2 separate regions of the Homo sapiens genome follow, and region 2 is linked to region 1. A link is a loop called in an ENCODE intact Hi-C map of the cell type or tissue named here. Cell type or tissue: gastrocnemius medialis. All regions are shown on one strand. Links, peaks and the distances in the headings refer to the core of each region. The heading gives the core; the rest is flanking DNA.

What was found. Peaks named below come from ENCODE experiments on the same cell type or tissue, not always from the same donor. Only the 100,000 strongest peaks of a DNase experiment are listed, where the experiment ranks them.
Region 2: it touches region 1 in a loop (4-fold over the local background); 35 of 110 quality-filtered maps call a loop at or near these places.

Annotation. Positions count from the first base shown.
Region 1 is chr13:111,024,099-111,039,398 of GRCh38, forward strand. No RefSeq gene overlaps it. Among named protein-coding and RNA genes, the nearest start is that of LINC00368, 64 kb to the right of the region's middle. In gastrocnemius medialis, for the core only: no CTCF peak of the experiment used is centred there; DNase peaks (open chromatin) are centred at 6,352 and 7,593; H3K27ac peaks cover 1,914 bases.
Region 2 is chr13:110,917,056-110,932,355 of GRCh38, forward strand. No RefSeq gene overlaps it. Among named protein-coding and RNA genes, the nearest start is that of ANKRD10, 9.6 kb to the left of the region's middle. RefSeq lists enhancers at 3,113-3,262, 4,336-4,395, 12,445-12,944. In gastrocnemius medialis, for the core only: CTCF peaks have their summits at 8,347 (motif pointing left) and 8,562; DNase peaks (open chromatin) are centred at 6,248 and 7,326; H3K27ac peaks cover 4,144 bases.

The DNA.
Region 1 (15,300 bases), core at 3,168-11,167:
ATCAGAAATCAGTAGGGAAGGGATTACATATCATGACTTAGCATTGGGGGAAATAAGTTTTAAATCACCACCTCACACCACTCTCTAAGGTATATTCCACGTGGAATAAAAAGATGAATGTCACAAGCTAGACCAAGGGCTAATGTTCTGCCACATGTAGAGAATACTTTAAAAATACTTATCAAATCCCAATGGTATTTTTGCAGAAATAGTAAAATCCATCCTAAAATTCATATGGAATTCATATGGAATCTCAAGGAACATTGAATTGACAAAACAGTCTTGAAGAACAAAGTTGGAGGTCTCACATTTCCTGACTTCAAAACATACTACAAAGCTATAGTAGTTTTAAAAATGTGGTACTGGTATAAAGATATACCCATAGGCCAATGGAATAAAATACACAGCCCAGAAGTAAACTCTTGCATATATTGACAAATGGTTTTCAACAAGGGTGCCAAGATCATTCAATGCAGGAAAAAGGAGTCTTGCCATGAAGTGATGTTGAGAAAATTAGAGATTCATTCACGTGCAAAAGAATGAAGATGGACGCTTACCTTCTACCACGTATAAATATTACTTAATAGTAATTACCATATATGAATACACTTACATTAGTTATCATTTTAACTCTTATTAAATATTGTTTTGTAAGATTCAACTCTTACTAAACATAAGATTAAAACTATAAGACTCTTAGAAGGAAACACAGGGGAACACCTTCATGACATTGCAGTTGGCAGTAATTTATTGAATATGATACTGAAAGCACGGGCAACAGAGGAAATAAGACATAAATTTGACCACATCAAAATTTAAAACTGCACCACAGGACACAGCCATCAAAGGCAACCCATGGGATGTGAGAAAATATGTGCGAATCAGATACTTGATAAAGGGTTGATATCTAGAATATATAAAGAATTCCCACAACTCAACAACAACAACAACAACAAACATTTTTAAATGGGCAAAGCAATTAAATAGACATTTCTTCAAGGAAGACCTACAAATGGCCAAGAAGCACATGAAAAGATGCTCAACATCACTAATCATTAGGGAAATGCAAATCAAAACCACAGTGAGACACCATCTCACACCCACTAGGATGCCCATGATAAAAGATGATTCGAGTTGAAGGACATGGATATTTTCTCTCACCACAATGAATTAAACTTGAAATAAGTAATAAAAAGATACTCGGAAAATCCTCACATATAGCAAGTAACATATACACATCTAAACAACCCATGAGCCACAGAAAATAACATGGTGGAAATTTAAAAGTATTTTGAATTAAGTGATAATGAAAGTACTACGTTTCAGTAGCTTTTAGGTTACAGCTAAAGCCTTGCATAAAGAGAAGTATGAATTTAGAAACAAATATTATGGGGGAAAAAAGCCAAAATAAGCTGAGTATGCATTTTAAGAAGTTAGAAAAACAGCAGCATTTTAAATCCAAAGAAACTATAAAAATAAGATAAAAGCAAAAATTAATGAAATAGGAAATAAGTGTATAATAGAGAAGATCAATAAAACCATTATTTTATTTGGTTCTTTGAAATAACTAAAAAATCTAATCATCCATTGGTGAGACTGATCAAAAAAAGAGGGAAGGTATAAAAATTTCAAGAATATAAAAGGGCACATCTAATCTTATTAAAATAATAAGAAGATATTATAAGCAACTTTTTATTCAATAAACTTGAAATTTTACATAAGATAGACAAATTCTTTTAAAAAGTACAAATATTTTGGAAATTTGTACAAAGAAAAAATCCTTTATCATCCTAATTCTGAATTTATTGTCTGAAGATGTAACTTAAAACCTTCACGCAAAGAACTCTTTAATCCCAAATGAATTCGCCAGTAAATTCTTATAAACGTCTAACAATGAAATGGCAAACACAAATTCTTACAGAGAATAAGTAAAGAAGGAGCACTGCATATTTATTTTATGACACGAAAACAGCACTGATGCCAAAACCTGACATTTCAGGAGAGGAAAACTGCAAGCCAACTGTGTTAGGCCGGTTTTGCATCACTATAAAGAAATACCTAAGACTGGGTAATTTGTAGAGAAAAGAGGTTTCACTGGCTCCTGGTTCTGCGGGCTGTAAGGAAGCTTGGCTCCAGCGTCTGCTCGGCTTCTGGGAGGCCTCAGGGAGCTTTCGCTCATGGCGGAAGGTGAAGCGGGAGCAGGCACGTCGCCCACTGAGAGCAGGAGCGAGAAAGAGAGGGAGACGGAAGGTGCCACACACTTTTAAACAACCAGATCTCGGGCGGACTGATTCACTATCTTAAGGATGCACCAAGAGGATGATGCTAAACTACTCATGAGAAATCCACCCTGTGATCCCATCGCCTCCCACCGAGCCCCACCCCTAATACTGGGATTACATCTCAACATGAGATTTGGCAGGACGAATATCCAAACCACATCACTAACCACTCACGAGCCTAGATGGAAACCGTGAGCACGTCAGGTTTATTCCAGGAATACAAGATGGGTTAACGTTTGGAAATTAACCAGTATAATTCATCACGTTAACAAGAAAGAAAAAAGAAAAATCATCTGATTATCTTAATCTGTGCAGAAAAGTGTTTAATAAATACACATTTGTAATATAAGAATATGGAACTTTCTTATCCAAATTAAGGGAAACAACAAAAACCTTACAGCAGGCATCACACTGAATATAGCAAAATGTTGATAGTGTTCTGAGATTAGGAACAAACAAGAATGCTCACCTACCCACATATGTTCACCTTTTACTGGAGGTCCTCGCTGGTGCAGTATGGCATAGAAATAAGAAAGATTGGGTAGGGAAAAAATAAGACATTTCTATTAGTGGATGTTATGATTTTATATGTAGAAAGCTTAAAAGATTTCAAATATAATTAGAATTAATAAGTGAGTTTAACTAGTTTATGGGTGCAGGGTCAACATTTTTTTTTAAGACGGGGTCTCATTCTGTCACCCAGGCTGGAGTGCAATGGCATGATCAGAGCTCACTGCAGCCTTGACCTCCAGGGCTCAAGCAATCCTCTTACCTCAGCTTCTGGAGTAGATGGGACTACAGACGCATGCCACAATGCCCGGCTATAGGGTCAATGTTTTTAAAAAAACAGCAGTTGTGCTTCTGTACACGAGTAACAAACAGAAACATGAGTAAAAACATCAGCTGTCAAATGTATTTAACAGGAGGTGTGCAAAGGTTCTGTGCAGAAACAGCATTACTGCGAGAAATAAAGAAATTCTAAATAAATGGAGGGAGATGCTAAATTGGGAAGATGATGTCATAAAGGAGTTAATTCTCTCTAAAATGATGCTTAGATAGCTGAAATTGCAATGCAAATATCAAAAGATTTTTACAGGCTGTTGTGTGGGAATGACCTTGATGCAAGGGTGGTCTCAAGGTCACTGTCAGGCAGGCGTTCCCAGAGGCCTTTGACGTACTGAGTCTCTCACACATCTTTGCCGGTTGAGATGTGTAACTGAAAAATCCCTGCCCAAAACAAGAGTGTTGGGGTCATGTGAAAGGATTCCTTTGTTCATACCCATGGGATCCACGATGTGGCCTCAAGTTACATATAAACCTTTGTGCTGGTAGAAGAATGATGATAGTTAATGCTCGCTGAGTACTTACAAGGATGGCAGTACTTTAATCTTTTCACGTTATGCGTGCCACTCGCATGACATGTACACACACCAGCTCATTTACTCTATGTATACTGCTTTGATTCTGAAATCTTGCTCAATACTGTAACACAAAATGCACCGAGGAGAGGTGCTAGAGAGTTAGGAACTGCATCTTCAAGTGGAAAAATACCAAAACTCCATAAAATATGTCAAAGAGGTTTATTCTGAGCCAACATGAGTGACCGCAGCCTGGGGAAAACACAAACCCAAGAAGCCCTGAGTGGGTGGTTTCGAGGCAGTCGGTATGCAACTCATACATTTCAGGGAGGCAGGAGGTACAGGCAAAGTCATGAATCAATACCTGGAGGTTATACTTTGGCTTGGCACAAAAAGGTGAGATATCTTGAAGTGGCGGCTTACAGATCATAGGCGGGATTAAAGATTCTTTGATGTGCAGTTGATTAAAAGAACAAAGCTTTCTCTGAAAACTCGGAGTCAGCAGAAAGGCATATTTAAGTTGAGATCAGGACTTCTGCTCATCATCATGGGGTACTACGCTGGAGCCAGGTTGCAAGTGCAAACCACAAGACACTGGAAGAAAATGACCTGTTTAGCAAGATTGACAGTCTGCAGAGATGACTCCTCCAGGCCCCTTAGGAAGGAATTTTGAATAAAGAGAAAAAGTTCAGGTCTCAGACTCCTAAGGCAGCATGTGGCTTTAGTCCCAGGGCCAAGAGCAAGGGTGGCCCTTGCTGATGCCTCCGAGGCCCTGTGTGCCCTCTGAGGCTGGTTGAGGGCAGCTTGAGAAGAGTCTGTGCTTTATCTGGATGATGAGGAAGCCTGGCAGCGTCCTCTTTTGGAAGATCCCCACAGAGGCCCTGCAGAGGTATAGTCAGGCCAGCATGCTGGAGAGCCAGGAGAAAAGCCAGCAGGCACTGAGCTAAGGCTGTGTAATAGGCTGGACAGGAGGGGAGAGATTTGGGAGAAATTTAAGAAGCAGGCTGGGCGCGGTGGCTCATGCCTGTAATCCCAGCACTTTGGGAGGCCCAGGAAGGCGGATCACAAAGTCAAGAGATCGAGACCATCCTGGTCAACATGGTGAAACCCTGTCTCTACTAAAAATACAAAAATTAGCTGGGCATGGTGGTGCGCGCCTGTAGTCCCAGTTACTTGGGAGGCTGAGGGAGGAAAATCGCTTGAATCTGGGAGGCGGAGGTTGTAGTAGCCGAGATTGCACCACTGCACTCCAGCCTGGTGACAGAATGAGACTCCGTCAAAAAAGAGAGAGAGAAAGAGAGAGAAAGAAAGAGAGAGAGGGAGGGAGGGAGGAAGGAAGGAAGAAAGGAAGGAAGGAAGGAGGAAAGGAAGAAAGAAATTTAAGAAGCAAAATTCGCAGGACTTGGTGATCTAGTGGGTGTAAACATTGCAAGGAAAAAGCCATTTAAGATGAATTCCAAGTGACCGGCTGAAATGTGCAACGGATATTCACTTTCTAAATAGAGTGCGCAGGAGGGGGTGTTTGGGTGGAGAAAATGGGGAGATGATTGGGTGCCTGTGAGCTGCAGTGTGGAGCACTCACGTGCCATAGAGATGCCGGGCAGGGTCGGGAGACTGGGCTCAGCAGCTCGGGGGTGCCGAGGTGGTAGCATCCAGGAGACCACCTGGGAGCGTGTGTCCAAGGGAAGTGGACTCCTTCCCCCCACCACACTCTTCTCTCTGCTGCAGGGACAGCCCCCAGAACAGTTCTTCTGTGGAAGGTTCTGAAAGACCCAAGACAGGTCAGTTCTCCATGGAACGTGGAAAAGGCTACTAAAAAGTACAGGCGCGTATTACTTAGAATCTGGTTTGGGGGACACGAAGCAGAAGGAAAAGCACGACATTGTAAAACAGATATGACTGTTGCGCCCATTGCTAAATTATACAGTGTGCCACAAGGGTCAAAAGGATGGTCCGTGAACACGCAGGCTCAGGGTCGGACTCCGATGGGGATGCATTTCCAGATACACGCCAGGTCAGTGCTGGGCATTCCTGCCACTCGGGTCCTCTCCCTAACGCCTCTACTGGTCCAACTGCCTTGTAATCACCGCTCTCCACTGGTTCTTTGACAAAGGGTTTTCAACCCCGATCTGCAGGGTTTAAAAGTGTTTTTAACCCCTACCTTGTTGCTGACCTAGGAAAAGGTTGCTGTCCCATTCTGTGCTAGTGATGCTAGCTGAGCACTTTTTTTACAGTGAAATTCTGGCCAGAGCCCAGTGGGACCCGTGACAGGCTGTTTCCGAGTCCTCCCAGGCTCTGCTGGAGGCTGCACACCTACGTTCGGTCTTGTGCCTTTGTCCCACATCGCCACGATGGGCCTCGAGCAGTCCCTGCTGCCCAGCGCTGTGGAACTCCCTGGGTGTGTGGGCACAGCATGGCTGCAGGGCTCACTGCCCTCAGCCGTTGGGACTGCCATCCTGGGTCGCCACTCTCTCCAGAGAGTGCCTACCATCCCCACGCTCCAGCCACGGTTACAGGGCAGAACTCCCTGTCTTCGTGGGCAAAGCATCCGTGGACTCACCGCTTTGTGCCATCGAATTGCAGCAGTGTGGCTGGAGCAGTTGGCGGCCCTGATGCCCAGCGCACAGAGAACGCATCCGGGATGCGCTCAAGGATGCTGCCAACAGGGTTCTCAGCCTGCCCGTGGAGCCTGTCTTCCTAACTTGGCACTCGTGCCATCGTTGGACCAAGATGTCATTGGGCACCGTCCCCTCCGGACAGATGCTTTCCAGCCCAGGCAGCCAGAAGGACACTAAGCTCGTGGCATTTGGGACGGCACTGATAGACATGGCATTAAAGCCGACTTTAACCTCTTCTTCTTCCTCTTTGTCACGGGGTAGAAAAGTGAGCCGCTCCAACACCCAGCTGCACCAATTTAAGGTCTTAACCATAGCCTCTAAAGGAGGTCTAAAGCCCTCCCAAATGTGGTTGCTGTAAAAATTGAGACCGTTTTCCACATGCTGCTCCTAAATCCTTTACCTCTTTCCACCTTTTCTCTCCCCATAGGCAAATGGCAACTATGGCCACAAGAGAAAGCCCAGCTCATTTAAGTAAAGTAATTGATTTTGACATCTGAAAACTAACAGCAGTTAGAAATTTTAGAATGAATCACTGAGTAGACCAAATGAATTTAAATCAATTATCTGAGGTTTAATGTTTAAAGGGGGTTTAATTTTATGTATCTAGTTGCACCTTGATTATTCAGTTTTGAAGTTCCATGCATCAAAGTTTTAATCTCAGAATGAACACTAGACTCCCTGGGCTTCCCCTGCAGACTGGTATGTGCTTAGGGAACGCAGGTGAGCCATGAGGCAGCCAGTCATGAAGTCAACCGAGGCTTCTCAGCTGCCATGCCAGCCGCTGTAGTAGTTCCCGAGCAGAGTTCACCCTCAGCGTCGTCACAGACAACTTTTGTGGAGAGCTCATGTGTGCTTGCCAGTTCTCTGTGCCTCTGTGGCTTTCTCACAACGGGCAACATTGGGTCTAAATCTTAACTTTCTTGCAAAGAAGTCACACTTCTCAAATACAGGCTGTGTTAAGCGAATGATCATTTGGGCAGCCATGTTTAATAGAAATGCTGTTGCTATCCCAGGCTCATTCTTGCTATCTTAAGATAGATTTGTTCATCATTAACAGCTGTTTCACCAATGGGTGTCTGTTTGCTGAATGACAAGTCCTGCAGTCTCATGACTTCATGCTGGATAACGCCAGGCGCAGGTGCATTTAGAAGGGTGAAGTGGCTCTTTCTGTAGGCCCAGGCCAGCTCTGGCCTTTCTCTTGTAGCCAATGAGCTGTGGTAGAGACACCTGTCCCCAGGAAGCAGCTCACTCCTGTCCTACAACCCTGAGGCGGGCAGGGCAGGCACTACCGCCCAGCTGTCCTAGTCCTGATGTGAGTCAGTGACCTAGAATCCGGAGCCTTCCCAACAGCCAGTGGAAACATCCTGTCACATGTGGTTTTTATTTCAGAACTCGGGCTTGTGGTGCTGCCCTGCACCCTGAGACACCCTTGCTGTGGTCGGATTCGTGGAAGCACACTGGCTTACCCAAGTACCTCAGTCGATTGCTCAGCAGCTCTTACTTGTGATCAGAGCTGATGGGGTGAGCAACTTATTCTTGGGGAGAATTAGCTCCTGGAAGGTCTGGCTTGGGGCTGGTGCCGCATCCCATGGCCTCAGCTTGAGGATGGAGGAAGGGGTCAGCTGGGGAGTGTGGAGGGATGGGGAGCTGTTCCCAAGCTTCACACCACTGCTCACCACTGGGCAATCCAGTGAGCTTCCATGGATCTGACCACACTTATGGGGTCTCAGGGCACAGGACTCTGCACCGAAAGCCCAAGGTTTGAAATGAAAATAACATGTCCTCCACTCCTCCAGGGGAATGTGTGTAGAACAACCTGGGACCAGCCAGAGAAACATGGTGGGCGGGTTCCTGGCTTGGTGCCCCTTTCCCACTCCTCTCCCAATAATCTGGTCCTGTGAGGATGCCCCACACTCCTGACCACCTCAGGCCTGCACCCTCGTCTGAGCTAACCCTCATCTGAGCTGTTGGGCCTTGCTGGAGAGATGGGGGCTGAGCAAGCACAGGCCTGCTGGGGCCTCTGGATCCTCTCACTGTGGTGATGGCCAGGCCACCTCCTGCAGGAACTGCTGGTGTCTCCTCCATGACCAGAGGCCACCACTGGGGATGCCCAGGCCTCCCTGTCACATCCTCCCCACTTCTGGTGCAAACTCTCTGAGAGACACATGCAGGACAGTGCTTGGACCCAGGCCCACACTAGCTTCCTACCAGTCACTGCACCCCAAATCAACTCATCCACTCAGCCACAGGTGGGGCAACTGCACCCCAGCCCAGGGGGGTTCCTGACGGGGAGAGTGAGTGCATGTGTGTGAAGAGTGGCAGGTCCTGCAGACCGAGAGAGTCTAGAACATCCTCTTGCGGGAGGAATGGCCTAGAGTCAGGGGAGGTGACAGCATTCCCCTGGTACCTCCTCAAGCCATCATGTCTGCCTTACAAGCTCTGGAGGGTTGAATACTCCTCATGCCCCATGCGCAGGATCATGCAGAAGCTCAGAATGTGCCCTTATTTGGAAATAGGGTCTTATACATGTGCTTAGCTAAGGATCTTGAGATGAAACCATCTTAGATGTAGGGCGGACCCTAGTCTAATGGCTGGTGTTCCCATAAGAAGAGGGGATGACACCACAGGAGGAGGCCATGAAGTCAGAGGCTGAGATTGAAGGGACACAGCCACAGGCCACAGAACTCCTGGGGACACCAGACCCCAGCAGAGGCCAGGAAGGACCATCCCTGGAGCCCGTGGAGGGAGTGCAGCCATGCAATGCCTTCACACAGACTCTGATGTTCAGAATCCTGAGGAAAAAACTGCTTTGTTACAGCAGCTCTGGGACGGTAAAAGACAAGCCAAGGCAGAAACAAGGGGGAAGAGATAGAAACAGAGAGAGAAAGAAAGGAGAGAGAAATGAAGAGAGAAGAGAGAGAGAGAAACAGAGAGAGAGAGGAGAGGGAGGAGAGAGGGTGGGAGAGGGAGGCACAGAGAGAGATACAGAGACAGACACAGAGAAAGAGAGGAGAGAGACAGAGAGAGAGGAGAGGGAGGAGAGAGTAACAGAGAAGAGAGAGAGAGGAAATAGAGAGAGAGAAAGAGAGAGAAGAAAGGATGGGAGAGGAGAGAGGGAAGAGGAGGAGGGAGTCCTCTCTCCCGGCAGTGTGTGTACAGGGCAGGGGGCGGCTGGAATCAGGAGGTGCTCGTGCTCCCTGCTCGTACCTCCATGAGCCAGGGTCCTCACTAAGGTATCTGCATGGGACACGGTGCTGCCTAATCGCGTCCAACAATCTGTTCCATGAAACTGCTTTGCCTCTGAATAGCGAGTCACAATATTGAGTCACAATTTGTATTAAAGTTGTGATATTTGATTTCACAATATTTGAAAGTCTATAAACTCCTCCTTAGAGTTGATTGAGGTTTTCCCCACCGTAAGCCTCTAGCTCCAATGCTGTGCTCATCACATCCTAGAAGTGACTTTATAGGTGGGAAAAGAAAAGAGAAAAACTGGGAAGAATGGCTTTTTCTGGAAGCAGTCCCCGAGCCTGTGCAACCTCCTGTTGCCCTGAGCCAGGAGGAGGCGGGCTCCACCACGTGGGGCGACGTGGACAAGGACTCCTGCTACTGCCAGAGGAGCCCATGAGAGAGGAGCAGCTCTCAGGGTCCAAGGATGGGTTGCAGGGTGTTTAAAGTAATTTTTAAACTGTTGGTTTTATTAATATCAAGTGGCATTTTAATATGACTGAAACCGTTAGTGAAAAGGTACCATGCTTATAATTGATCACAAAATCCCTTGTGTGGGCTATCTCATGCCTTAATTCTTCTCCTGGACAAGCTTGTCGTGGTCTATTCCTCTTTGTCTCTCCCACTTAACTTCAACAAAGGAACCGGAGGTGATCCTTTCCCCTGGAAGTCCTCTCTGTACGCCCAACTCCTGGCTAGACTCAGACGTGGAGTGGAAAAAATATCTGTTAAATTGGATGGAATAAACATCAAAAATCAGACATAAGTCATAATTAAAAAAAACAATATAATACCAGGTGTGGTAGCTCATGCCTATAATCCTAGCACTTTGGGAGGCTGAGGCGGGAGGATCACTAGAGCTCAGGAGTTGGAGGCTGTAGTGAGCTATGATCGTGGCACCGCACTCCAGCCTGGACAACAGAGTGAGATCTCACCTCAAAAAATTAATTAATCAATTAATTAAATTAAAAATAATCTAGTAAAACAATGAGGAATCAATTGCAGAATGTAAAAGGATTATGGTAAAAATTATTAAGAGACTAAGTGGTTCTAAGCATACATGTAAAAATAGACTCCATAAAGGACCAAAGAGACATTAAAGGAAAATTTTAATTGCCTAAATTATATTTATAAACAAACACACTGGAGGAGTAATGACAGATGACAGTATAATAACACATGAAGAATGCTTATGGAGCAACAAAAGACAAATATACTGTAGGAAAATGAGCAAAGGACAGGAACAGATAATACACAAAAAGCATAGAAAATAAATATCCTATAAGCCTATGGAAAACATTTTTTCTCACAAATAATCAAACAAATGAAAATAGTATATCTTCCCCAAATGAGGTACCAAATATCAGACAATTCTCACATGTTGTTGGTGAGAGTACGATTCATGTCCAGGGAATGTGCAACTCACAAGACCTTCTGGAGAACAGTTTGTCAGTATCTCTAAAGTCTGGCTCATGACATCTACTTCTAGGAACTTATCCTAAGGAGTTACATAGATGTTTACACAGATTTGTCTATTGTTATCTCAATAAGATTTTTTAAGTCTGTGAGAAGTTGAAAACAACCTATATATTCACTCATAAAATACATAAAACATAAACGATGGTACCTCCATAAGATGAAGACTGTAACAATTTTAGAAAATCTATATTTTAATCCTTATAAACAGATATTTATTTGTATGGGAAATATTAATAATATGAGTAATAAAAGGCAGATTACAAAACTGTATATAGCATGATTCTATGTTTATGTAGAAATTCTGTACACCTATGCAAAGTATTAACGACCATCTTATCTGTGTAGATAGGGTTATGAATGCTTTTATTTTCTACTTGGGCTTCACTGTATTTTTCACTTTTTAACTTATAAATGGACAAAGACTATTACTTATAAATAGTTCAGAACTATTATTAAAAATTAAGCTGTGATAGTGTAGTGGTAAATGAAATAGTAAATACAGTTACTATATTTTAATGATATTTAGGGAGGTGACTGAACTAATATTGAAAATGTCCAAAAACACTTTTGTTGACACACTAGTGAGCACATATTTTTTGCAAAGCAGCTTCATAGGGTACGCTGTGGTCAGATTCGACTCCCACATTCCCCAGAATGAACAGTGGCCTGGCTTGAACACTCCCCCTGCCATTCTTTCACCTCTCCGCAGAAGACACGCTTATCAGGTGATTTAGAGCTCTGCCAATTTGGGTGATTTTGAACAAAGATTATTCTCTTTGCTTACGTTATTCAGATGATTGATTAACTTCAAATTCTAACATAATTATCTCTCGACTACTTAATTTTCTAGAATAGGGTCTCTCGACGGATGACCTTTCAGCTGGAGAATTCTGTCGTGGGGCCGTCCTGTGCCCTGGCGGGCACTCAGCAGCCTCCCTGGCGTCTATTCGATGTCAGGAGCCCCTCCGCCCTCATTGTGGCAACCAAAGATGCCTGCAGACATTGCCAAAGGTGTCCGGAGGGGAAAATCACACCCAGTTAAGAACCACTGCTCTAAAAGAAGCATTGTTTTTTGCAATTAGAGAAACAGACTTGTCCATTTCTTTACCTAATTTGCACTCCATTTTCAAAATTGCTCCTAATTTTGTAATACTTTTATGTTTAGGCATTTAATACCTGAAGCATTACATCAGTAGAATCAGATGGAGAGCTCCATGACCTCTTTGACAGAGTATTATTAAGAAATAAGTTTCAGCCTGCAATTATAAAATGGGGTAAAATTATTCACTTATGGTATTCAAAATGCAATTTTTTTTTGGTAAAAAGTATTCCAGCTAAATTTTAAAATGGTGACCTGGGTTTTTTTTTGTTTTGTTCTTTTTTTTGTTGTTTGTTTTTTGAGACGGAGTCTCGCTCTGTCACCCAGGCTGGAATGTGGCGGCACAATCTTGGCTCACTGCAAGCCCTGCCTCCCAGGTTCAAGGTATTCTCCTGCCTCAGCCTCCCAAGTAGCTGGGACTTCAGGCATGTGCCACCATACTAGGCTAATTTTTTTTTTTTTTTTTTTAGTAGCGATGGGGTTGCACTATGTTGGCCAGGCTGGTATTGAACTCCTGAGCTCAGGTGGACAACTTGGGTTTTCATACAGCCCAGAGGAACATCTCCTACTCTTGGTCTGAACTTGAACTGCAGCTGAAAGAATGGTTAAAAGAAGAATCTGAGAGTTGAGTAGTGAGGATCCGATGGGCAGCTAAGGACATTTCTGCTGGTGAGCACGAAAGTGCCCAAGGCAGGAGTCAGATAAACATCCTTAAGAGATACCAGATTATTCTTTTCTGTAAAGGTAACCCGCCCTGGTTTTTTTCCTGTCCACCCAATAAATTTGCAGCAGTCAGTGCACATGGAAAGGCCCTGCTGCAGCCTTGGTTCCCGCCTGGGAACACGCTCCTTTGCGGTGTCATGGTTTACTCTGGGTTTTGCTTTAATCGTTATCTTAGTCTATTTGTGTCTCTCTCTGACTTGTAGGTTTTAACATGTGCTGACTTAAAGGAAGACAACAGGCTGTAGACAAGGGGTTGCAGCTCCAGTGCTCTAAGGTCCAGTGAGGTGGGGAAGTGGGGGGAGTGGCCCAGGCGATTGGGAGGGTGGGGACTCATGGGGGCAGCTCTGGGGACAGTGGAATTCATGCACAAGTGCACATCCCATATGGACAGATGGCCCTATTTTTAAAGACAAGTCAGAAATTCATATTTTATGTGAACTTTTCCTATTTTTAAATGTGCCTAACCAATTTAAAAGAGATTTAAACCATTTTGCAGCTCAAACACATTTCTGCAAGCCAGGCACAGCCCCCACACCGGGTCGGAGGACCATCTGTTCATTAGGAAACCTGTGTGGAACCTGTTTCCACACCTGGTAATAACCCTTCAGATGAAAACACTTTGCATTTAGATGTGGTAAGCATCTTGCCAAACCCCACTTCTGAAAATTCTGTAAACTCTTCCCACCTGCCTAAAGATGCCCTGGTGTGGCGCTCACCAGCCTGTCTGGCAGATGAGATAATTAACTCGAGGAAGCCTCTGCATGCAGGTCTCCTGGGCTGAAAGAGCACTGTGGATGGAACGCATGGCCCCTCCCTGCACACATGAAAAGGTAAGCTTGCAGCTCCTGGGAAGCAGGTGGGCCTGGGCCTCATCTCAGCCTCAGGCGGTCCAGCTGGCTCTACTGGACATTGAAATCCCAGGGGCTCTGGGACTGGAGGGATCAGGGCAGATTTTCTGCAGGTGCATGCCAGCGTTCTCTATCTTCGTGTGATAGGAAATGGAAGGAGAAATGGAGGGCGGTTCTAACAACAGGCAGGAAGCCAAGGAAATGCTGCAGCTCAGATGGGATTTTTGCACGTCTCACTCCTCTCTTTACCTCTTTGCATTCGGAATTCCCAGAGACACTTGGCAAGGAAAACGGCACTTTTCAGCTAGCATTGATATCACTGTTGGGTGATTATTGATATTCATATGCAAACCTGGAGATCTTTAGAGAAGGAAACGAGTACATAAAATAATCCACAACTTGGAGCTCAGATGCAGATCAGCGCCAGACCTTGGCTGAGATGCACGGAACCGCATTTAGGTCGTGTTGGTGGTGAAGTGCCTCCATCTCCCGGCAAAACGCGGCTTCACTCTTCACGCTGAGAATTTTTGACTGAAATGTGTGGTCTTAACCAATTCTATTCAGTTTCATTTAACTTACTTTTGTCCATAAATGGGGTAGAAAAGCTCCCCCAAAAATGAATTTATAAAAGCTTCTGAGTATCTGACCTATTACATTTAGAAATAGAGTCACATTCGAAGACACTAAGGACTAAGGACTTCCACACATGAATTGGAGGGAATGCAATTCAACCCATAACAACGGTATAATTATTATTGGCATAGAAGAGAAACCTAATCCTTGCCCCATTGATCAGTCGCTCCAAAAAATTTTTGGAGCAGTGACAATTTGTCATTATTTATTTTTTATTTCCTAGCAACACTTCACAAAACACACCTGCAGGGCAGTTTGACCTATCAATAAAACTAATTGAAATTATCTGTGTCTTAGAAAATTTGCAGTGCTTATTTGAGATGACTTGGAGACAGGAACCACTCCAGCTCACCATGGAAATCCTACTGGATATCACTGGCCTGGAAACAGCTTAATGTTTCTGAGCAAGAAAACGGACGTGAACATTAGGTTTACACAGATTCCTTGAGGCTCCACCTTTGGAGAGGCTTGCATCTATCTAGGTCTAGAGAGAATTAAAATAGAAATGAGCTGAGACAGCCACGGGGCCCCTGTGATCTGGACAGCGCTGTGACTCCCATGTAGACAGCCCTAGGCAACCGTGTCCATACAGAGGAGAGACCCAAGGCTTGGGTCATCCATGAGTGATTGGCACTTCTGGTTTGGACCAAAAGCTGTAAGCACTGCTGCATCTAGGAGATATTCAGGCTGAGGTCTGACCTCCTGGGGCTCTCCCTGCACCCACGGCTGTCTGGTTGCACACTCTACAGATTCAGGGATTTGACGTCCAGAAATGAAGGTGCAGGACAGTGGTGGAGAATGTGGGCTGACTTCCCACATCCGTTTACCCACAGGGAGCCACATAAGCCAGTAGTTTTGGGCCCTGTGTGTGCGTGTGTGTGTGTTTGAGAACTTATGTATTCCTATGATCTTTTGTTTCAAGATAACCAAAGAAAAATGATTCCTTACCTGTTTCTTGTCACCAGCCTGTGGACAATCCATGACATTTTACCCTAGGTAGTTCCTTCTTTGCTAATTCTCCCTATCTTCCTA
Region 2 (15,300 bases), core at 4,513-12,512, 110 kb before region 1:
AACTTTGGAATTTATTTTGCATAGAGTATTAAGGGCTAGGAAGATAAAATAGGTTATAGTGATAGGGTACTTCGTGTACGTCTTTCCTCACTTCAGATGACTGGGTTTTTTAAAGGATTATTTAGACTATATACATATTTATTTAGCTGTACAGGAGTAGACTGACATATATACGTGGTGATGGATCCCCAAGACAGATCCTGTAACTGTGGCAGGAGGATTGTGGATAGGATGGTGTCTACTGACTATTCCCAATGCCAGTGATCTAATTGGTTGGTCACCCAGATTTTGCTCAACTCTGATAATTGTCAGATGCATTCCAACTAGAACTACTCCATCTTAAATGGGGCTGGGTAAGATGAGGCTGAGACCTATTGGGCTGCATTCCCAGATAGTTAAGGCATTCTAAGTCACAGGATGAGATAGGAGGTCAGCACAAGATACAGGTCATGAAGACCTTGCTGATAAACAGGTTGCAGTAAAGAAGCCAGCTAAAACCCACCAAAACCAAGATGGTGACGAGAGTGACCTCTGGTCATCCTCACTGCTACACTCCCACCAGCGCCATGACAGTTTATAAATGCCATGGCAACATCAGGAAGTTACCCTATGTGGTCTAAAAATGGTAGACATGAATAATCCACCCCTTGTTTAGCATATAATCAAGAAATAACCATAAAAATGGGCAACCAGCAGCCCTCGGGGCTGCTCTGCCTAAGGAGTAGCCATTGTTTTATTCCTTTACTTTCCTAATAAACTTGCTTTCACTTTACTCTGTGGCCTCACCCTCAATTCTTTCTTGAGTGAGATCCAAGAACCCTGCCTCTCCTGTGGTCTGGATTGGGACCCCTTTCCTGTAACAATCATTACCAATCTCAGATTTCCTTTGAGACTCTCATTTTTTAAAAGCTCCAAAGAGAAGAAGAGTAGATTCATAACATCTTTTTCATCTGATGAAGCAACCATACACAAGCCAACTTAGGCATTTGAAGATACAATCCAAATCCATGAAAGAAAACAGGAAAACTCAAAACTTAACATATTAAGATTGCCTTTAGACTGGAATTTTTTTTTTTTTCAAAAAAGGATTGCATTGTATGAGAAATTGTGGAAGTGGGGTAGGGCTCAGTTGTGTGAATGGCACAGTGATTCAGTGTCCATACGTGTGACAGACATTGATGGGCATCTCTTGAGTGTCGTTATTACACCAGGAGCAGTGCGCCCTGAGGGACGTGGGGTTGGAGAGCAAGGTAGGCCCCAGTTGATGTTCCATATTAAGCATGCCATGCTAAGGAGTGGCTTTTTACTTTCAAAAAGTTTGGGAACCAATGAGGGGTTTTGTTGTGCCATTTAAGGGAGGGAGTGATGACTTGGGATGGAGGGGTGGGGGGACCCGGGTCAGACTTGCAGCTTGGCTATGAGGATGGAGATCAGGGAGCCCACTGTGACAACACCTTCAGGACTCAACGTGGGCCTGCAAGCCTTGCTGTTTTCTCCTCGGCCCCTTCTCCATTCCTATCCACATCCACTACGCTGGCAAATCCATCTTTTGAGAGGGCAAATCTGCTTAAAAATTGATGTAGGAACAGTTTCCAAAACTTGTCATTCAGATACCACCTGCATGTGGATTTTTTTTTTTTTAGACAGGATCTCACTCTTGTCACCCAGGCTGGAGTACAGTGGTACAGTCATGGCTCACTGCACCCTTGACCTCCTGGGCTCAAGGGATCCTCCTGCTTTGGCCTCCGAAAGCCCAAAGCACTGGGATTACAGGTGTGAGCCATGGCTCCTGGCCATATGTGGACTTTTATATCTACATAGGATTGATATTTTTTTCTTAAAACTGGTTCACTTTTTTAAACTTAGCCACTTCATTCACATCCTCTCATTAATAAACCATTAGTGAGTTTGTGGTGCTGGTTACATTCTCTCCCTACCCATTTAAACAAATAGATATCAAAATAGAGTTTGATCTATAAACCTTCCAAATTGGCTCCTGCCATTCGAGGTTTTCAGACCACACCTGGGAAAATGCTCCCAGCAAGCAAAGTCCAAGATCAGACCCTTGGCTGGGTAATGTCCTTACAGCCAGGGCCGACTGCCTGTCTTTGGACTTCTTGTTATGTCACTGCCCAGGGCTGTCCAGAGCATGTCCTTGACACTGGGGCTACCTCTGCCTTGAAGGCTGCTCCCTGCCCTGTCCCAGAGTCCACTCCTTCTGATCTGGGTTGAATTGTGTCCCCCCCAAATTCATGTGAAGTCCTAACCCCCAGAACTAAGAATGTGGCCTTATTTGGAAATAGGGTCATTGCAGATATAACTAGTTGACATGAGGTCACACTGAAGTAGGGTGGGCCCCCAATCCCATATAACTGGTGTCCTTATAAAAAGGCGACATTTGTCATGCCTGTAATCCCAGCACTTTGGGAGGCCGAGGTGGGCATATCACCTGAGGTCGCGAGTTTGAGACCAGCCTGACCAGCATGGAGAAACCCCGTCTCTACTGAAAAAAAAAAAAAAATACAAAATTAGCCTGGTGTGCTGGCACATGCCTGTAATCCCAGGTACTCGGAAGGCTGGGGCAGGAGAATTGTTTGAACCCGGGAGGCAGAGGTTGCGGTGAGCTGAGATCGCACCACTGCACTCCAGCCTGGGCCACAAGAACAAAACTCTGTCTCAAAAAAAATAAAAAATAAAAATAAAGGGACAGTTGAACACAGACACAGGGGAAGACGACCACGTGAAGATGGAGGCAGAGATGGGGGTGATGCTTCTACAAGCCAAGGAATCCCAAAGACGACGGCAAATCACGAGAAGCCATGGAGAGGCCTGGAGCAGATCCTTCTCTCACAGCCCTGACACCTCCATCTGGGCCTTCCAGCCTGCGGGACTGCAGGACAACACATTTCTGTTGTGAAGCTGTCCAGCTCCAGGAAATAACACACTGGTCCTTGCTGGGTTCCACCTCTCTCGCCCGAGGTGGGGAGGCACCAGCCACCCCCTGGATGCCTCTGTGCACTGGCTTCTCCAGTGCTGTTCACTTCCCTTTCCAAAGCTGTTTCCCATGTTAGGACAGGAGCTTCTGTCCCCTGCAGGCAGGCCCGGGAGGATCCAGGTGTCTAGTCTTGAAAATGTTTTCAACTGATTTCTGAATTTCCCCATGTGGGTACCATAGAGGAAAGTCCCTAGTGAGTCCCTAGCGAGTTATTAAAATGGCTTCTGCTGATCTTCCTGGGAGGGGTGCTGGTGGCCTTGCCATGCTCTCCTCCTCTGGCCGAGTGCCCAGCCACTGACCGGCTCCTGGCTGGACCGGGCCCTGGTACCTGGTGTGACTCAAGGGATTTATATCTTCCTCACCCTTCCTGAAATTGCCACTATTGTATTTATTCCTTAAGAACATTCTAGAAAGAAAAGCATTTACCCTCACAGGATTTCCCGTCACCTCCAAATGAAACAATTTAAAAACCAGACAAGTAAATGTTACTTCTTTTTCTAATCGTGAAAGAGAGAGATTTTTAAAAAAATCCTGACTGTGGAGAGGCGTGCCTGAGACTGCATCCCCCTATTCATATACTCTTGTAATTAGAAACATGCCAGAGATTTGCTTCTGTGGGCTTTAAGTGTGGAAACCAACGATTGTCTTTCCAGCTGCCCCCGCTCTGCTCTGGAGGGGAGCTCTTGGTGAGCCCCTTAAGCAGATAGAGGAGACTGCTCTGAAAATATTAAATACTTCTGGCTGATGCTCCATGTTCTGCTGAGCAGTGTCACAGATGGATCTCTGTCTCTCTCTCTCTCTCTCCATCATTACTGTATCCCTCGAACGTAGGAAGTAGGACAGTGCCCAGCCCATATTAAGTCCTTAATACCTATTTCCTGAATGGCATGAAATTGAAATGGAAGACTGAGCTTCAAATCAGTTGATAGCTCCCTTCAGAAAGAGAGAAAGCACCATGGACCGGGGATCTCAAATACAAAGAACATGAAGATTCTAGAATCTTACTAATCTTCCTGTCTTGCTTTTGTCTTGTTAAAAAAGTGATTAGCAAAATCACTTTAAATTAGCAAAAGTGATTACCCATTAAAAAAAAAAAAAAAAGGAAAAGTCCCCAGTTCTACTCAGAAGCAAGGGCAGGTCTGTCTGCTGGAGACTGACCGTGGCGTGGGGAGGGATGGGTGGGCGACGGTGTTGAAGGAAGGAAAGGGAAACAAGCTGCCAGCTGGTCCCTGCCACCTAAGGAAAGAGCAAGCCACCGGAGGTGCTGCTGGGGGAGGATGACCCGCAGGTGGTTTCCTGACATCTTGACCTTTAATTTAGTAACCCAATGCAGTCCTTGAAAATGTTTTCAACCGATTCCTTAATTTCCCCATGTGGATACCATAGAGGAAAGTCCCTAGTGAGTCATTACGGTTATTAAAATGGCTTCTGCCGATATTCCTGGGAGGGGTGCTGGTGCCCCCGCCACCCCCCACACATGCTCTCCTCCACTAGCCGAGTGCCCAGCCTCGAGTCAGGGCCCACTGACCCGCTTCTGCCTGGACCAGACCCTGGTACCTTATGTGACTCAAGGGATTTACATCTTCCTCACCCCTCCTGAAATTGTCACTATTGTATTATTCCTTAAGAACATTCTAAAAACAAAAGCATTTACCCTGATAGGAATCTTCATGACCTAGGATAAAATAATCCGCCCATCTCATGTTATAAGAGGACGTGGATGTCACCTTAAAACCGCTCATACCTCACAGCACAAGACTGAGTGAATGCAAGTCCCAGCCATGCAGAAGCACCAGGGCGTGGGGAGCCAAAGAGATCAAGTCACAGTGTGGGCTCTGCCTAGCAGAAAGATGGTTGATTGTCTCCCTTTATCCTATAGCGCCTAAAACCTTCCACAACCCTCCAGGCTCTTCCAGACTTGAGCGCTGACTATAAGCTTAGCTAACTGTTTTACAGAGCAGCCAGAAGCAGGGATGGAAGCTGGAGAAAACAGCACAGCTCTGGCCCTGGTGCAGAGCCCGTGGATGACTACCGGGACAGTTCAATTTCTTGTTGTGACAGCCTTCTTTTTCTTTTCCCTGTTTCTGAAGGCTGGGTTGAAAAGAATATTGCAAAGAATATTGCACAGGGGGTTCTTCTGCTGGAGGAAGGGTTTCCTCCCTGCCCTGCCTTAGTTTCCTCATTTGTTAAAGGAAGACAATAATTATCCTGTCCAGGTAAAGGTCATTGTGAGGGTCAGGTGAGCTTTTGGGTGTGGAAGAATCTCTAGACTAGGAAGATGCTGGGTACTAATTGCTCTCCCAAGTGCCTTTATGAATTTACACTGCCAACAGCAATTCACCAAAATCCCAGTTCCCGATTCTTTCTGATACTAGGTATTGCTATTAGATTTTTTTTGTTTTGCTTTTTCATGAAGGCTAAATTGCAGTGGTAATGGCTGCTAGGGGCTTTGTTGTCAGAAACTGGCGCCACTGAGGGCAGGCCAGCTGCTGAGAACATCCCTGGTGCCTCTTGGGCTCCTGTGCCCTGCTCCTTGGACCTGGTGCCCCTGGGGGACTGCTTCACCTGGCACTGTCCTCTACACAGGCTGCTGCGGCTCCAGCATTCTGACCTCTGGCCGGGGGCAGTTCATCCCAACTGTAGGATGGCTGTTTCCTCTTCATTCTCCAAAGTGCGGCAGCACTCAGCCTGTGACTTTTATCCACACTGACTGCAGGTTCGGTGTGCTGGCAAGGACGTGTCACTCTACAGAGAATAACCGGGGCCAGAGACCCAGAGTTGCTCCTGTTTACTTGGACATGCCTTCCCCCTGCTTCACTCCAGCCTGACTCCAAGGAGCAGGGGGCGAGGACAGAGGAACAATTAGAGTTCAAACACACTCAAAAATCTGTTCCAGGTGGATTAGACTTCAATGTGAAAGCAAAATGGAAAAAGATTTAGAAGAAAAGACAGCAGAACATCTTTATGACCTTAGAGGGTTGGAGGATTTCTCAACAAGACACGTAAAGCACAGCCATAGAAATGTCCAGACTTGCCTATAAGTAATAATATAATAATGTCTTTCAGTTGTTATTAATAACTTCTTTCAAAGCAAAAGACAAGCTACAGAACAAGGGAAATTGTTTGCAATTCATTTAACACATACAGTCATGCCTCGCTTAACAGCAGGGATACGTTCTAAGAAATGCGCCATTAGGCGATTTCCTCATTTCAGCATCTTGGAGGGCGCCCCCACAAACTTGGATGGTACCGCCTGTCACACACCGAGGCTAGATGGTGGAGCTTGTTGCTCCTAGGCTACTAACCTGTACAGCATGTTCCCATACAGAATACTGCAGGCAATTGTGACATAATGGTAAGTATTTGCATATTTAACATACCTAAACATAGGAAAGGTACAGTCAAAATATATTAATAGTATTATCATCTCATGGGACCACTATTGTATATGCAGCCTGTCATTGACCAAAAGGTTGTATGAAGGGCGTGACTGTAAAGCATTCGCATTCAGCATATAAAAAGAACTTCTACATATCAAGAAGAGAGAGATGAGCAACAGGGGCAAAGGATATTGACAGGCAATGTACTGGAAACAGACACAAATGTCCAATAAGCAAGATGCTCAGAAATCAGTAATTTATCTGCTCTACTGAATGGATTAGTCCCCTCATCAGGCAAATCTGCTGCGACCACTTACAGTGGTTCTCTACCTTAATATAAGCACACACACTCATCATACCCCCTTCTAGCTCCTGCCCATCCCTCCTCTGTCCTTTCAAAGGATTGTCTGCAGCCATCGTCTCCCAGGCCCTTCTCAACCCTTTCCAACTGGGCATTAGTCCGCAGCACTCCCAGGGATAACCAGTGAAATTCATCATAGTCCTTCAAATCTGCCAAATCAAATGCTCAATTCTCTATTCTTATCTGGCTTTATCTTGCTGGAGCATGCAACAAGTTGCCCATTAGCTCCTTTTTGAAACACTCTGTCCTGGCTTCCATGACACACCAACTCTTGCTGGACCTCCAAATGTTCAAAGACCCCAGGGCTGGGTCCTAGATCCTCCATTCTCTGTATTTTCTTCCTAGGCAATGTCATTTAATCTCACACCTCCAAACACTACTTACAACTGGTGATTTCTGAATTTATGTGTCTAGCCCTGACCTCTCCTCTGAGCTCCAGACTCAGATCCTGTGGCTTAGTAAATATCTCCATTTGGATCTCTGAGGGGCATCTCTAGTCATGCCCCAAATTAAATTCTTGAGTCACCCTCCCCACACCTGCTGCCCATCCCACACATACATAGTGTTCTCTAACTCTGTAAATAACACCACCACCTATCCAGGGGCTTGAGTCCAGCACCTGCAGGTCAATACTTTCCCAACTCCCACGTGCAAACCATCTGCAAGCTCAGGGGGCCCTACCTCCAAATATATCTCAAGTCCACACACCTCTTTCTTTCTCCCCTCCTATCTCTCTGACCCATTCTCTCTCACTTAAACTGACACAGTAACCTCTCAGCTTTTCCTGTCCAGCAGCCAGAGGATCTTTTTATGATATAAATCTAATAATAGCGCCAGCTTAAAACCTTCCAATGCCTTTTCATTGAACTTGGAACAAAATACAAATGGCATAGAGACTTGGTTCCCCTCCAGCCCAGCCTTTTACTGCTGTCTCTTGCCCTCACTGAGGTTATGCAGGCCTCGGGCTTCCTGTTCCTGGACCCAGCTCTGTCTGCTGGGAATGCTGTCACCCAAAACTCACACTGCTGACTCCTTGTCTTTCAGGCCTCCCCTTAAAATGTCATCTTGGAGGAATGGTATGGCCTGAACCCCAGCCCGAGTCGTCTTCCACAGCGCCATCCTGCTTTGCTTTCTTCCCAGCACGTACCTCTGGAATGATCCGATTTCTCACTAACTGTCCTGGCCCCCTTGAATGGATGGCCCAGAGAGACAAGGCCTCCTTCACAGCGGATGCTCAGAATTTAACTAAATGATTTAACGAATAAATTTAGGTAAAACTAAATTTACAGTGGAGTTTTGTCTTTAGGGATTGAGTGACAAATTCGAATCATTCGCTGCTTGTTTCCCAGTCAAAACTGCCCTTGTGTCTGAGGTGTGTGAACCAGGGCAACTCCATCTTGAATAGGGACTGGGTAAAATGAGGCTGAGACCTACTGGGCTGCGTTCCCAGATGGTTAAAGCATTCCAAGTCACAGGATGACATAGGAGGCTGGCACAAGATACAGGTCATGAAAACCTTGCTGATAAAACAGGTTGTAGTAAAGAAGCCAGCTAAAACCCACCAAAACCAAGATAGGGATGAGAGTGACCTCTGGTGGTCCTCACTACTACAGTCCCACCAGCACCATGACGGTTTACAGATGCCATGGCAACGTCAGGAAGTTACCCTATATGGTCTAAAAATGGGAGGCATGTATAATCCACCCCTTGTTTAGCATATAATCAAGAAATAACCATAAAAATGGGCAACCAGCCGCCCTCAGGCCTGCTCTGTCTATGGAGTAGCGGTTCTTTTATTTCTCTACTTTCTTAATAACCATACTTTCACTTTAGGGAGTTGCCCTGAATTCTTTCTTGCAGGAGATCCAAGAACCCTCTCTTGAAGTTGGGGACCCCTTTCCTGTAACACTTGCAAATCTCTTTCAATTGCTTGTAAAGGACAGTAGAAAGCTGTGTGGGCCGTAGCAGCTGCTGGCCAAAGGGTGCTTTTGAGCACTTGAAATGTGGCCCGTCAGACTGAGGAACTAAATTTTAAATTTTATTTAATTTTAATTTATTTAAATGTGAACTTAAAAACTGAAGCCTGATTCAGTTATTGGAAAATTCTTAAGTATGTTTGGAACAACTTAGATCTGTGCATGGAACTCTTTCAAATGTAATGGTCTGGAATCTAAGTAAGGATCAACTGTTCTCAGTGAAACTTCAGTGCCCCATTGAGACGTGCTGTGAAACACACACCGAACTTCCAAGGCTGAGTGAAAGTGAAGGAATATGAAATAGCTCATTAATCATTTTAAATGTTGAATGTATGTTAATATATGTAAATATGTTGATATAATAAATTGATAATACTTAGGATACACTGAGTTAAAGAAAATATATTGTTCAAATTAATTTCACCTGTTTCTCTTTACTTGGGATGTGGTTAGGGAAAGGGTTTAAATAACATATATATCTCAAATTTTATTTTTATTGAGTGGCTGTGATAGTTGAGTGTCAACTTGATTGCATTGAAGGATGCAAAATATTGATCCTGGGTGTGTCTGTGAGGGTGTTGCCAAAGGAGATTAACATTTGAGTCAGTGGACTGGGAGAGGCAGACCCACCCTCAGTCTGGGTGGGCACCATCTCATCAGCTGCCAGTGTGGCCAGAATAAAAGCAGGCAGGAGAACTTGGAAAGACTAGACTGGTTTAGTCTTCTGGCCTCCATCTTTCTCCCATGCTGGATGCTTCCTGCCCTCCAATATCGGACTCCAAGTTCTATAGCTTTGGGACTTGAACTGGCTTCCTTGCTCCTCAGCTTGCAGATGGCCTACTGTGGGACCTCACCTTGTGATGGTGTGAGTCAGTACTCCTTAATAAACTCCCTTTTATATGTACATCTATCCTATTCATTCTGTCCCTCTAGAGAACCCTGACTAATACAGTGGCACTGGGATATTGGAGACTAATATGTACCTCATCTATCAATAAATCACATAACTAGTTGTTTTGTTTCTTCTGCTAGGAGAATACTGTTTCTTTGGTTCAGTACCAGACTTGACCTGGGGCCCATCTTGAAGAAAAAAATAAATGGCTTTAAAGAATGGAACCCCACCCAGGGTGGCAAAATGCCCACAAGAGACTCAGGAGGATGGAGAGCAGCTGAGTGAACAGCAGGGCCAGGTCTTCTAACTCACTGCTGGGCTCCAGGAGCAGAGCCGTATATGACATTATCGTCTGCTCTGTGAATTGTTCTTCTCTCTTTCCCCTCTTCCCTCTCTGTTTACTAAGTATGTACAATTATACTTCTCTCTCCCCATAGAAAGATCTGGAAAATGATTTTCACCTGAGAGTTTTTGAATGGTACATGTTGGGGACATTTCTCTTTGGAACATTTCTATATTGCTTCATTTTTAAAATGAGCATTTTCTTTTGCCAAAAATAATGGTTCTTGTAACAAAGTCTAGACATTACAGAAATATATAAAGTAGAAAATGAACCTAAAGGCAGGAATACCAGTTGACCTAGCAATCCCATTACTGGGTGTATACCCAAAGAAATAGAAGTCATTCTACCATAAAGGCACATGTACTCGTATGTTCATCACAGCACTATTCACAATTGCAAAGACATGGAATCAACCTAAATGCCTATCAATCAGTGATAGGCTGGATAAAGAAAATGTGGCACGTATACACCATGGAATACTATGCAGCCATAAAAAGGAATGAGATTATGTCCTTTGAAGGGACATGGATGGAGTTGGAAGCCATTATTCTCAGCAAACTAACACAGGAACAGAAAACCAAACACCACATGTTCTCACTTATAAGTGGGAGCTGAATGATGAGCACACATGGACACAAAGGGGAACAACAGACACTGGAGCGTGTTGGGGGTGGGATCGAGGGAGGGAGAGCATCAGGAGGAATAGCTGAGGGATGCTGGCTTCATACCTAGGTGATGGGATGATCTGTGCAGCAAACCTCCATGGCACACATTTAACTATGTAACAAACCTGCACACCCTGCACATGTACCCCTGAACTCAAAATAAAAGTTGAAGAAAACAAAAAGAAAGTGAGATGAAAGCCCCTTGTAATTCTATCCTAGAGGTAATTTCATTTGTTGTATACATTTCCACACACACACATAGATATAAATACAGATTGAGCATGCCAAATCAAAAAACCTGAAATCTGAAATAGTCCAAAATTCAAAACATTGAGCACCAGTATAACACTCAGAGGAAATGCTCATTGGAGAATTTTGGACTTTGGATTTCTGGATATGGGATGCTCAACCGGTAAGTATACATAAGGCGAATATTCCAAAAACTCCATATCCAAAACACTTCGGGTCTTAAGCATTTTGGATGTGGGGTACTCAACCTGTATCTTTATATATTAATATACCCATGATTTTTCAAGTAAAATGGAATCATATTACACACACTGTCTGTAACCTGAGTCATTTACTTAACAAATTTCAGGCTTTTCAGGCTGGTAATAGACATCTCTACTATTCTTTTTAATAGCTGTGCAATATCCCAATATGTGCCTGTAGCATAATTTATTTACTCCTCCTTTATTGGTGAATTCATCTCTTTTTGCAATGATAAACAATTTTGAGGTGAATTTATTTGTGTATGGTTCTTTGCTTGTTTGTCTCATTTCCTGAGGTGGAATCTCTGGGCCAGTTTTATGCACATTATAATGGCTTTTCCAGGTCTCATTTCCTGGAAAAGTTTCAGATTTCCTTCCAGAAAATTTTGGCTAATTTATACTTGCACCAACAATGTTTGAGAGTACCTGTTTCCCCACACCCTGGCTAATATTGGGTATTACCCATAGTTTTATGCAAAAATAATTCATTCAACAAGTATTTATTAAGCACCCACCATATGCCACTGTTAATTTGCACTTTAAAAATTGTCAATGAGGCTGCTACCAATGTATTTCTATGTGTTTTATGTTTTCATGTGCTTTGTGTTTCTGCTCTGAGCTGCCCTTGGCATGTTGGGATTATTTGTGTTTTATTAATTTATGAGTCTTTTTCTATTCAAGGGTTGCAGCTCTCTGTTGTATTGCAGAGCTGTCTTGCCTGTTTTCGCAGCACCCTTCACTGTGCAAAGTGTCTCTATTTCAGGTAGTCAAGATTGGCATTATGTTCTCTTTTGAGTTTCTGTGGCTGGAGTTACATTGAGAGACATACCCTGATTATAAAAATATTTCTTTGCCAGTTATTGATTTACTGCCTCCTACCTTCAAACTTGATCTCTACTCTGCCATATGGACTTGTCTTTTCAAGCATTTCTCCTTATCGATGTTAATTTTTCTTTTTTTTTGAGACAGGGTCTCACTCTGTTGCCCAGGCTGGAGTGCAGTGGTGTGATCATAGCTCACTGCAGCTTTGAGCCCCTGGGCTCAAGCCATCCTCCTGCCTCATCCTCCCAAGTAGCTGGGACCACAGGTGGCCACTGTGTGGGCTCACAGTGTTAAGTGTCCCCACCGGAAGATGCTAGAGGATGTGGCAAGAGGAAGGGACTTTTCCCTCCTGGGCCAGCTGTGCTGTGTCTGTTCTCTTCTTTGTTCCTACTGAGGGGTCTCTCTGTGGTGCAGGAAGGTGGGGACATTCCAGGGGGCTCTGCCACAGCCCCTGCTCAGAGGGTGCAGCCCCTCAGCTGCCTGACCCTGGGATCCCTGCCCAGGAGTCTCCTCACATGACCTGTGTGCCCAGACCTCACCTGCCCACCCACTGCCCAGGCCCAGGAGGCTGTGTCCCGTGCCCGGCTAGGGAGCAGCTCTGGCCAGAAAACATCCTCACAACCCCATGGTTGGCAGCCAAACCTGGACAGTGACTCTGGACCCTGGCCTGGGGGACAGGGCTCCTTCCACATTTCTCCTTTTTGGGGCCCTTGCCCTCAGCCCTGGTGTGCCTGTCTTTTCAGTCTTTATAGTTACTAATCTGTCTTTATAGTTACTCCCTAATCACACTTAATAATTCTTTATATTAAAGTTCTGTTTAAGTTACTTACTAGACTCAGAATGGTACAATTCCCTTATATTTCCTTTTAGTCATTCCATGCTTTTATTCTTGATATTTAAATATTTAGCTCATCTCAATTTATTTTATTGTGTGGTATGTGTTAACGTTTGAACTCAGAGTTTTCCCAGTCATTTACCCATTGTTCCCAAATCTTTCACATCCTCATCATATGCTAAACACCAGGACTCTCAGAATTTCTGGACACTTTACTCCATTCCATCGATATTCTGTCTATTCTTGTGCCATACTGTTTCATACCCTGTAGTTTCGTAATATGTTTTGAAATATGGTCTGGCAAATTCCCTTTTATTTTTCAGTTCTAAAATGGAAATTTCAGTAATCATCACTAACCCCCCTTCTCCCAAATACTACACAACCTGTGTCCATAATAAAATTTTAAAAATAGCAATTAAAAAATCCCTAATTTCATGGAAATTAAAAAGTATTTTTCCAGAAGCAAAAAGGAAATAACTAAAATTATGTGGTAGTTGGGGATTAATGACACCAAGAACATGTTGAGGTATTGAACATCTTCCCCAAGAAACTATGCCCACATAGAATGTGTGAAAAAGAAGCCAACATGGAATATGTGATGCAGATGTATTTTAATTTGCAAAACCAAAATGCAGATGCAGCTTCAAACCCTAAAACCCACTCTGCCTGATGTGGAACTAGGGGAGCATCTGCTTACATTTTGCAGGGATGAGGGGACACAAAGGAGCAGCAGGTGCCTCCCTGGAGACCACAGAGTCTCCTCCACCTCCAGAGTCTTACACCTTCATTCTCTCCTCGTTCACGAATTCCTTGGAAGATGGAGTGTCTTCTCACTGCCAAGACTACCCGGTCCTCACTGAGCTCCTGGTCTTGGGCCGCTGCATGTGCTTGCTCAGGATACGTGGCACTGGACAAGAGCATCTGTCCAAAGAGACTCTGTGGGCTGAATCTCAGCCCCCCACCCTGGCTGTCACACCAGCACTGGGTGGCCTCTAGTGGGAGGGAGGGATTCCTTGTTCACTTTTGCTATATCCAGATTATAGCCCAAAGAGGAAAAATGTTGGAAAACGTAGAAAAGTGCATGAGAGTTAAACATTCTATTGCCTTTGCATTGTCCGTGAAGTCGTAAAAGTACCGATGGATTGTAGGTTCTAGTAAGGCAGAGAGTTATGTCATAATAGCTATCATCATTAAAAGAATGTTTAATAATTTAATAGAAGGAAAAAGGAAAACAAAAATACCTAATAAATACAACAGAAGACAAGAAAGGAGAGAAAAGGACTATAGAACAGATGGGACAAATAGAGAACAAATACTGAGGTAGCAGATAGAAGCCAAACTACATCCCCAGTTACATTTCATCGAGTGGAGTAAATACTCCAGTTAAAGGCAAACCAATGGTTGCAGTAGACTTCTAAAATCCTCCTATATGTTGTTTGCAAAAGATATACCTTAAATATAAGGGTGGATATCTTAAATATAAGGGCACAAAAACGTTGAAAATGAAAGAGGAAAATAATATGCAAATACTAGTTAAACGAAAGCATATTCAAATGAATATTGAACAATTGTACTCTTGAGGCAAGAAGATTTTGGGAGATGAGGAACATTTCTCATTCAATTTCAAAGGATTGAAACTATGGAGAAGGGAGGAGTGTCGCTCCAAAATGTCTTCCTTCCCGTCCCACTCACAGCAGGGACGAAGGCTTTCTGTGGCAGCCATGGCCACCCAGAGGCAATCTCCCTTGCTCAGCCGCCACACCTTCTACACCTTCCGGGGGTTCTTCCTTCTCCATGGAGTGCCCGTCAGATTAGATACACAAGGAAGGCTCACTTCCAGCTCAGCAGCAAATCTTCAGTATTTGCTACCTATAAACTGATTTATCAGTGGTTTTTGCTAGCTAATATTAAACATATTTTTATTCATAAAGTTATTTTTGTTCATAAAGTTAGATTGTAAGCCTTCTGAAGCCTGTAATTATGTCTCCTAGGGCATTCAGAAAAATCCCTGGACTTGTGCACACTTCATAACTGCTGAGGACACTGGACTTAACATCTTTAAAACCTTTGAAGTAATTTATAAAATAAATTCTAGCTCCACAGAAGTTGTGAAAAGAGTACATAGGGTCCTGGGTACCTCCTGCTCAGCTTCCTCCAATGATGGTATCTTACCTAACTGTAGTGCAATATGAAAGCCAGGAAAATGACATTTCTACAGTATTATAAGCCCTATGCCATGTGCACCACGTTTGCATGCATGTGTGCATGTTTGTGTGTGTCCTGTGCAATTTTGCCCCTTGTACAGGTTCATGTGACCAACACTACATTCAAGTTACAGAACTATTGAGCCAGCACAAAGAGTTCCTTCATGACTCCTTTATTTATTTATTTTTTCAGTTTTTAGGGTTTTTTTGTTGTTGTTGGTTTTGTTTTTTTTATTTGTTTTGTTTTGTTTTTTTTTGATGGAGTCTCGCTCTGTTGCCCAGGCTGGAGTGCAGTAGTGCAATCTCGGCTCACTGCAACCTCCGCCTCCCAGGTTC